Linked DNA regions of Mus musculus: region 2 is linked to region 1. Evidence: chromatin loops called from intact Hi-C (ENCODE). Cell type or tissue: heart. All regions are shown on one strand.

What was found. Hi-C counts contacts between places; a loop is a spot of excess contacts. Peaks named below come from ENCODE experiments on the same cell type or tissue, not always from the same donor. Only the 100,000 strongest peaks of a DNase experiment are listed, where the experiment ranks them.
Region 2: a loop joins it to region 1, with 6 times the contacts of the local background. A loop is called at or near these places in 4 of 42 quality-filtered maps.

Annotation. Positions count from the first base shown.
Region 1 is chr13:60,465,678-60,470,677 of GRCm38, forward strand. No RefSeq gene overlaps it. Among named protein-coding and RNA genes, the nearest start is that of Gm35333, 33 kb to the left of the region's middle. In heart, a CTCF peak has its summit at 2,724 (motif pointing left); a DNase peak (open chromatin) is centred at 2,404; H3K27ac peaks cover 1,333 bases.
Region 2 is chr13:59,950,190-59,955,189 of GRCm38, forward strand. No RefSeq gene overlaps it. Among named protein-coding and RNA genes, the nearest start is that of Gm19866, 37 kb to the left of the region's middle. In heart, a CTCF peak has its summit at 2,806 (motif pointing right); no DNase peak of the experiment used is centred here.

The sequences.
Region 1 (5,000 bases):
CCTTAATAATTATGATGAAATTACTTAAAAAAAAAAATTTTAGAGCTATTGCCATCATGAAACTGATGGCTAGGAAAGGTGGCTAGCTTCGCCAAGGTCACAGAAGACTGACATCCATGCTGGCGAAGCACTCACACATGAAATGAGATGAATAAATTCTAAAAAGAATCATCTTAAAGAATGCTCCCAAGACTCATGGTGTTGGTGCTACGTGCCCTTCAGAGAAACAACCAGTAGAACACAAACACACAGAGTTGTTTCTAGGAACTAGCTCACTTGATGGTAGACGGTTGTTGAAGACAAGGCCAATGGAGAGGCTACCAGACGCTCAGGAGCAGCCGGCACAGGAATGAGCAGCCGGAGGGCACAGGCCAACTATGGGCAGAATTTTTTTGTCCTCGGCATAGAACAGGGTTGGGGTCAGTTCCCTCTCCTTTCCTAAGTCACAGTGCACTTCTAAGACGTGTGCTTTCAGGAACACGCCCTTTACCAAGCACCAGGTTCATGTGCTTGATTTGTTTCTTGGTGTTTGGGTTTGGGTTTTTTGTTGGTGGTTTGTTTTTGTTTTTTCCAGTTGTGTGTGTGGCTACCTGTTTATGTGGGCCCACGTGTGTTCAGATACACATGCTAGGGTGTGTGCACGTGGAATCCAACCTCTAGTACCATTTTTCGGGATTCAACCACTTTGCTGTTTGTGTGTATTTTGAATCAGTTCTCTCACTGGCCTGAAGCTTACAATATATGCTAGTCTTTCTGGCCAGTGAGCCCCAGGGATCTACCTGCCTCACCTCCTAAGTCCACACAAACTCATACCTTTTGTGTGTGTGTGTGTGTGTGTGTGTGTAGGTTCTAGGATTCAAACTCAGGTCCTTGCAAGGAAAACACTTCACAAGCTGGGCTGTCTCCCTAGCACAGATACATATAGACTTAAGGATAGAAAAGTTCTCTTTATTTGTTGTCCTTGAAGTCAGGCATATACTTTCACCCTGACCTAGTGAGGGTCATGACCTGCACAGCCCCACCCACAGTGGCCCGGTTTGTCTGGTGTATAGAGATCCTGCTCAGGGTGGTTTTATCTCCCCTCCTAGGCCTCAGGCCTCTGGGACTTGCTGGCAAATGTGGTTCTTCATTGATTCTTAGGGCTGTGTACTAAGCCTTTGCCTTCTGGGGACCCTGTCATCTATGTGTGGCCTGCAGACTACCAGGGTTCTCTGTGCCCAGCCTGCACCTTCATCTGGCTGCTCAGTCCCCTCTTGAGCTAAGCTGAACTTGGAGAAAGGCAGGCTGCTTTCTTCATGTCATTCAGCACTGACTCTAGTCCCAGACAGTCTGTTTTCCTGAACTTTCCTTCCAAGGAAGTGTGGGAGAAGGTTCTGGAAGGTGGCTACGTAAATACCACTTCAGCCAGTGAAGCCAGGACCCGTCCGGAAGTGTCTTGATTAATTTGTTTTCTGAACAGATCACAAACACTGGCTCTCCTCTGAAGTAATATTTGATGAGTTTCATAACAATCTTTTTACAGTAACAGACAAAACTGACTCATGGGGCAATAAAATTGGGCTCTCTCGCTTCCCTTGGCATAGGAAACCATTGCCAGAAGTCAATTTTTTTTAATTACCTCTCTTTTGGTGCTGTTTTTTAGCCAAGAAAATAATCAGAAAGAGAGCACTGTGGCAGTTGATGAGCAGAGGTAGTGGGTTTCTGTCCGTGGGCCGGGTGGGCCTCTGTCTGTGGGCTGTGTGGGCCTCTGGAGCAGGCTGTACAGCAGCCTGAGCTGACCTCAGCTGCCCTTTCTCAGAGCCAAAAAGAATGCCTTCTAAGCAAAGGGAACCCCTCTCTTGGGATTATAAATGACACCTTTCATTTGGTCATCTTTGATAGTTTCTGTGTTAAATGATTTTAATGTGGAAAACTCTGGGGTAAGCCAGCCAACTCCATGATGTCTCTGTGAAAACTTTTCAATCAGGAGACAAATTTGACTTGTCAAATTTGATATGTCAAAAAAAAAAAAAAAAAAAAAAAACCTACGAGAGGTACCTGGAGGGTAAGAGGACTGGCTGCTCCTCCAGAGGACCGGAGTTCGACTCCCAGCACTGTTAAGGTGGCTCCGAAGTGTCTATAACTCCAGTTCTAGGAAATTCAACATCTTCTGCAAGCTTCCACGGGCACTGCACATGCTGCACAGACATGTGTCAGACCAAACACCCACGCACCTAAAATGCAAGGCTTGAAAACAGCTGCAAAAGGAAGAACAAAAGAGAAGCAGCTCCATTAGGCAGCCCAAGACATGCTCTGAGATGTAAGTGTAAGACCTTTTCCTGCTGAGGAGTAGCTTGGCTCCCTCATCACATCAGCTGGCCCAGAGGGCTGCGTCCCTCCATGCAGCCAGCCCACTAGACTGCTGTTACAGCCCCTGTGTAAAAAACAAAACAAAACAAAACCAAAAAACAAAACAAAAAACAGCCAAAGCCACAGACAGGATCCACTGGCTAAACTTTTGGCTACATTGTATTGCTTCCTCTTTCAGCCACTCACTCACTCATTGATTCATTCATTCATTGATTCATTCATTCATTGATTCATTCATTCATTGCCGGCTTGGAGACTTGTGGGCCAGATGACCGGAAGCATAGAGAATTTATTAGTAAGCTACTTTTGTGCCTTGAACACGATTTTCCATTTTATCTTTGTTGTATCTTTGCTGTGGAAATGGCTCCACCCAGTGGTGTCCCCAAGGAATTACATGTCACATTCGTCATAATTTAACTGTCCCCGCTTTAGGCAGACAGACGTGAGTTACTAAATATTTCATAGCATTAAAGTAATTGATTTGTATGAAAATTTATTATCACCGAGATTCTCTCCCCCAACCCAAACTCCATTAGAGTCTTCGATAAACATCATGATGTCTCTCTTAACAGGGAAGAGTCAATATTGAGTTAAAGCAGCGGTTCTCAACCACTTTGGCAAACCTCTTATCTCCAAAAATACTTGCATCACAATTAATAACAGTAGAAAAATTACAGTTATGAAATAGCAACTAAAATAATTGTATGGTTGTGGGTCACCACAACATGAGGGGCTCCGTTAAAGTCATTAAAGTGTCGCAGCATCAAGAAGGTTGGGAGCCAAAGTTATAGGAAGAAAAGTCAAAGCCAGGTTTCTATCATTTAAACTGAAGTGTATTCACCTCCTAGAAGTGTGTGTGTGTGTGTGAGAGAGAGAGAGAGAGAGGGAGAGAGAGAGAGAGACTCTGAGATCTAATTTATTTTTACTAATCTATTCTTTGACAATTTGATACGTGTGTATAATGCATTCTGTTCACACTCATTCCTTCACTCTTTCTTACCCTCCTCCTATTCCACCAAGCCCCATCCCTCTTGTTTCTGTTTTGTGATCCACCAGCTCTAGTGACCGCCATTAGCTTGGGCTAGAGTGTGGAGAGTCCATTGAATTGTGGATAACGCAGAAGTGGCTACATCACTGAAGAAAATTATTTCCCCCCCCCCGCCCCCCACCGCAGTCATCCACCACCATTCACCCCCTGGGCGGAGGGGATCCTATGAAACTCTTTCCCATCTATGGCTGAATGTTTTGGGGGCTCAGACTTGTGCAGACAGCTCTAGCCATTGTGAGTTCATGAGCGTGGCAGCCATGTCATGCCCTCATGACAGCACCTTATGTCCCTCAGATCTTAAGTTCTTTCTCCTGCTTCCTCCACAATGTTCTCCAAGCTGTGGAGGAGACAATAAGGGGGGTTTGTGTAATGCTGAGCATGTATAGTGATTGGTTCTCAACCTTGTCACCAACCGCGAGTTTGTATTAGCAAATGCTCCCTGCAAAGATAAACTTCTTTGAACAAACTTGAGGATATTGCTAGACTACAGAGCAAGCATAACTATTAAGATGCAGCTTAACAAATAAGCTTAGCAAAATAAACCTAGAAGGCTCATCCCTAGAGCCAATGGCTCCCCTAGCCATGGGTCTTTGACCAGGCCCACACTGTTGGACACGAGCTCCCACCTACAAAGTGGGCCTTGTATCCAACTTTAAAACTCAGTTGGTTACCCTCATAACAGCTGTGATTTTCATCATTATTTTGTGGGTGTGAATGTTTGCTTACATGTATGTATCTGTACCGTGTGAGTGACTGATTCTTACAGAGATCAGAAGAAGCCATTGGATCTCCTGGAATTGTAGTTACAGATGGTTGTGTCATGTGAGATGTTGGGGACTGAATTCAGATCTTCTGCAAGACCAACAACTGCTCTTAACAACCACTGAGCCGTCTCTCCAGGTGTTCATCGAGCACTTTAAAGTTTTCATTGCAGGCATCTTTTGTTTCCTTGGTGTGGTGGTTTGAATGTGCTTGGCCCAGGAAGTGACACCACTGGGAGGTGTGGACTTGTTGGAGGAAGTGTATCATTGTGGGGGATGGGCTTTGAGATCCTCCTCCTAACCTCATGGGAATCAGTCTTCTCCTAGCAGCCTTCAGATGAAGGTGTAGAACTCTCAGCTCCTCCTGCACCATGCCTGCCTGGATGCTGCCATGCTCACACCTTGATGATAATAGACTGAACCTCTGAACCTGTAAGCCTGCCCCAATTAAATGTTGTTCTTATAAGAGTTGCCTTGGTCATGGTGTCTGTTCACAGCAGTAAAACCCTAAGACACTTAGATTTCTTCCCAGTTGGTGTGCTATCTGTGACTGTTAAGAAAGGAACTATTTCTTTCATTTTCCCCGAATTCACTTGTCATTGGTGTATAATAGAAAGGCTAGTGGTTTGTGTTGGTTAATTCTGTACCTGCCACTTTGTTGAGCAAATCGCTTGGGGTCTTCCCACACTCCTTCTGTCCACATACTTGTGAATCTTCAGGGCTGCTTCCCTGCAGCAGCGGGGTGAGCTTGCAGCCTCTGTGTATGAACCAGCTAGGCAGCATGAGGAACATCCAACAGAGGGAGGGCTGTGCAAGCTGTTGGGATGCCTAGGGAATTCGTG
Region 2 (5,000 bases), 520 kb before region 1:
TATTTATGTCATGTTCTGTGGCTCTCCAGAGTATCTGTGCCCATCACCTGCACAAGCGTTCTCCTGTATGCGATCCCACACCCAACGTGTTGCCTTGGACAGGGAATTTGTATCACACTTGAAGAACAAGAGGCATTTTTATTTTTCTGCGTACTATTCTGACCTTCTGGTTGTTGTTGTCAGGCAAATGGTTGCAGAATGTCACCTTTGAAACAGCTACAGGAGCCATGGCATTTCACCCACATGATCTGATGTCAGAGTCCTTACTCAGCACAAACTGCTGATACTCCTTATGAAGCAAAGGTCATTAGCGCATGGCTCTCTGCCTTGGAGACTTGAATTCTTAAACCTAGCAAAATGCAAGAGCCGGTAGTTTGGTAAACAGGATTTGCAGCATCAAACTATGGTACCTGTTTTTGTGAGACAGGGCTTCACTCTGTAGCCTGCCCTGGAATTCATGTAGCCTAGACTGGCTTTGATCTGACTGCTCCAACCTCCTGAGTGCTGGGATAAAAGGCATGATGTACCATACCTGGCTTCAAGTCACTCAGTTTAAAACAGAAGAAACACATTTTTAGGTAGAATATTAATGCAACTTTATTCCTAAGACAGATATAGCTTGTATGTATTAATGAACTTGTATGTGTATCTGTGTGCTTGTATGTAAAACATGCATGTGGTATGTACACACGTTATATGGTTTTAGATGATTCTAGTACTAAAAAATAAGTCTTTACATGGCAAGAACAAATATATTTTCTTAATTATGTCATATATTTTAAACTTCTCAGGTTGCTTTCAAAAGATTAGTAGCTGCTGGGGTAGTGAACAAGTTTTACCTCAATTGTACCAGGCACAAATCTTCTCCCCTAAAAATAGAGTCTGTTGTGAACTTTACAACTTGCATTCTGTTCACATGCATTGAATCATTTGGCTGTCTCCATTTCATAGATAAAGAGACTGAGGCACGGGGAGATGACACAGGTGTTATGAGTAGGGCCAGGGTCTGCAGCAAGGGCCTCTTCAGAGCCCACTCTCAGGCTCTCTGAAAGTAGGATAAGTTCCTGAGGGAGTCTGACAATTTCATGTTGTGTTCAAGAGGGAGGAGGGGTGGCAGCAGTGTTAGTCGGTGAGGTTACCAGTCAGCAGTTCAGTGTACAGCCATGCCTTCTCAACACAGCTTCCCCCTCTGCAGTCCTAGTCATCTGACCCTAACCATTGTCCACGAATGTGAAGAAAAACCATGTTCTAAACTGTGTATAAGCCTGATGAGTGTATGATTGCTTGGTCTGTTCTACTCCGTGCGTCCAAGGTGTGAAAAAATCCCCCATGCTGGGTATCTATAACTCAGTGTTTGTGTTCAAGTGACCCCCTTTTTTATTTAATATTGGCTCCAAAGAATGGGAATAGTGATGTTTGTTAGTATCTTGCTATAGATTGGTATAGTTGTTCTATTTTTAATAGTTATTTTTGAGTGTGTGTGTGTGTGTGTGTGTGTGTGTGTGTGTGTGAGTGCAGGTGCCCACAGAGGTTAGAAGAGGGTGTTAAGTCATCAGAGCTGGATTTACAGGCAGATGTGAGCTGCCTGACATAGGTAATGGAGCTGAACTCAGGTCTTCTGCAAACACAGTATGGGCTCTTAACCACTGAACAGTCTCTCTGGCCCCTGTTAGTCTACCTCATTACGAGTAGCTGTTGTTGCTATTTCCCTATGCCTAACTTATTCTTTAGGCATAGGTGTATAAGCATAGAGATTAAACATGGGTGTGTAAACAGAGTAAACATAGGTTTGTAAGCATAGAGGTTCAACATAGGTGTGCAAGTACAGAGATTAGACAGAGCTGTGCAAGCATAGAGAACTCGGTCCGACCTCTGCTGAAGGGGTCTGGGGAAGTATCTTCTGAGGATAAGTGTGTGTATGAGAGAGAGAGATCAATGCACTGTCGTGATTCCAGGTTCTTGTAGCTAAAGCCAAAATGGAATCTGAGAGTGTAGAAGTCACTAGTCCAGAACTCCTGGTGCTGAGTTCACAGAGACCCACCATGCCAGTGTTTGGGGGAACACAATGCCCTCTTCGACCAGGAGAGCCTGGCCAGCCTTTATGTGGGAAAATGGCTGTAGTGTAGACTGAGCTCTGAGATCTCCTGCTCAGGGCTGCTGTTCCCTCAGCAGAGAAAGCAGGACTGTAAAGCACAGAGGAGCCCCTGTGGTGACAGGAGCACGGAGATGAGCCCCCCCAAGTGAGTGATAGGTGTTTGCTGCCCTCAGAAACATTCTTGGCATTTTATTTGAGAGAGATGCTTGGTGGCCAAAAATGCCCTGAGAATGCTTGTAAATAAATTCCTTAGTTTTTCAGAACATATCCTATCTTCTTTTTCTAAAAAGTGTTACCCTTTGAGGCTTATGCAGGTAAATTGCTTGCACACCAAGGTTTTTCCAGCTGAATATAACTTTAAAAAACAAACCAACATTCTTATTGTTTTGATGCGTGCAGTTATTTGCATGTGACTTGGCTGATACTGGGGCCTGCGTGTGCACTGAATGTGTTGTCGAGCTCCAGAGTGTACCATAGGAGCATTCATAAGGCCCTTTGCCCACGAAGGGAATCACTCATTCATTCAACAGATCATAGTTCATGATTAGCTCATGGGCTATGCCAGGATCTATGTTGGGGACTTAATGAATCAGGTTTGAACTCTCAGGGAACCCAGAACCCACCGGGAAAGTGATAGGGCAGGAACACTCGTTACACAGGGATATTGTAACCCAGTCGAAGTAAGATGGAGTGCTGTGGGCACCTGTTTCAGCAGGGGGCAGAAGTAGGCAGTGAAAGGCCTCTTGAGAAGACACCTGCACTGAATATTTGGTCTGAACAGAATTGCAAAGGAGGGGAAAGCCACAAGGATGCAAAGTTCAGGGCAGCCAGACAACATGGTGCTGTAGCTAAGCTGTTCAGAATGGTTACAGCGTCTGCAAGTGGGGAGTGGAGAGCTGTGGAACTAGATCATGGAGCCATGCTAACATGGTTGGATTTTCTTTTCTGGGTAGTGGGGAGCCAGTGAGGAACTTAGAACAGGAATTACCCACCACCCTCATTAGCATCCTGTCTAAGCTCCACCCCACAGTTACCTGGCAATAGCCAGGTACGGCTGACCCACTATAAAAGGGGCTGCTTGCCCCCTCCTTTCTCTCTTGCCCTTTGCCCTCTTGCTCTCCACTCTCTACTTTCTCTCTGCCTCTACTACCCTTTTAACTCCCCTCCCCATGCCCTGAATAAATTCTACTCTATACTATACTGTCCTGTGGCTGGTCCCTCATGGAAGAAGGGATGCCTCAGCATGGGCTAACTGCCGTTATTCTCCTCCGTAGGACATTCCACGTGCCAGGCAATATGTTACAGATTTCCCTGGCAATTTTGGGAGGTAGATATCATTTCCTACTTTTTCAGTGCAGACGATTAAGCTTGAGGCAGTAGTATACATGTATCAGTTAAAGCCCCAGTAACCACATTCCTCAGGCCTGCGTGGCTTAAACAACGAGATACATCCCCTCTGACCAGGGTGTCATCTGGGGCAGGCTCTTCTAGAACCTGTCCTGCCTCCTTCACTTTCAGAGGACCATGTTCTGCACATGCATTCCCATGATCACCCTGTGCCTGTGTCTTAACACCCCTCTTACAATGACACCAGTTATTTTGGGTCAGGGTCCATCTATACTGGTGACCTCATTTTTGTCAATGTGACACAAACCTAGTCACACCTGAGAAGAGGGAGCCCCAGTTGAGGAATTGCCTCACGTTGGCTTGTGGGCATTTTAACTTAATCCCCTCGGTAAAGATCTGAACTCTACCCATGTGAGAAGTAGCGTTTTCAAAGTCATAGAGCTTGAAAGTGGTGGTATATGGGATTGGACCCAGGGAACTCACCCAGGCCTGAGTTCTTACCATTGTAAACCTCAAATGTATGCTTTAGAAAGTGCTCAAACTGCTCTCTTGGTGACCTCATTTTTGTCAATGTGACACAAACCTAGACACACCTGAGAAGAGTGAGGTTGGAGCAAGAAGGACCCTAGGGAATGGGTTTGGCAAGAGTCTATCTGAGAGATAATCTAAGTGTGCCCTCCAAAAATCGCAAGCAGGCTATCCAGAAGTAGATAACTAAAGTTCCTGTTTGTGCGGGCTTTTGTCAACATGACACAAACTCAGACACACCTGGAAAGGGGGAGCCTCCATAGACAAATTGACTACAGCAGATTGGCTTGTGGGCATGTCTGTTCTCTGTAGTCTAGGGTTCATATCAGGGCCCCATGCATACTATGCAACTGTGTTACCTCTGACTTACATCCCTGGTCTCTGACTGTTCAGAGAATCGGGATTCAGTTCCTAGCTCCCACATAGAGGCTCACAATTGTCTATAACTCTAGTTCTGAGAAATCTGAAGCCCTTGTCTGGCCTCCATGGATCCAGGAAACACACAGAGCAAAATACCATCACATAAATAATTTTTTAAAAATGACACATCTATCCAAATCATTTATTTCATCTACTTATATCATCTAACTACCTATTATCTAGCCATTGTCTATTATCTACTATCTACCTACTATCTATCTATCTATCTATCTATCTATCTATCTATCTATCTATCTATCCACCTATTCATCATCTATCTATTGTCTACCTATTATCTATCTATCTATCTATCTATCTATCTATCTATCTATCTATCTATCTATCATCTATCTACTATCTACCTACCTACCAATATATCTATCCATCTACCTATCATCTAACTATCGCCTGTCTATCTATATACCTATCTCTCAGTCTATCTACCCATCTATCATCTATCTATTGTCTATCATCTGCCATCTATCTATCTATCTATCTATCTATCTATCTATCTATCATCTATCTATCTATCTATCTATCTATCTATCTATCTATCTATCTATCATCTATTTATCTACCTATCAATCTATCCACTACTATCCATCATCTA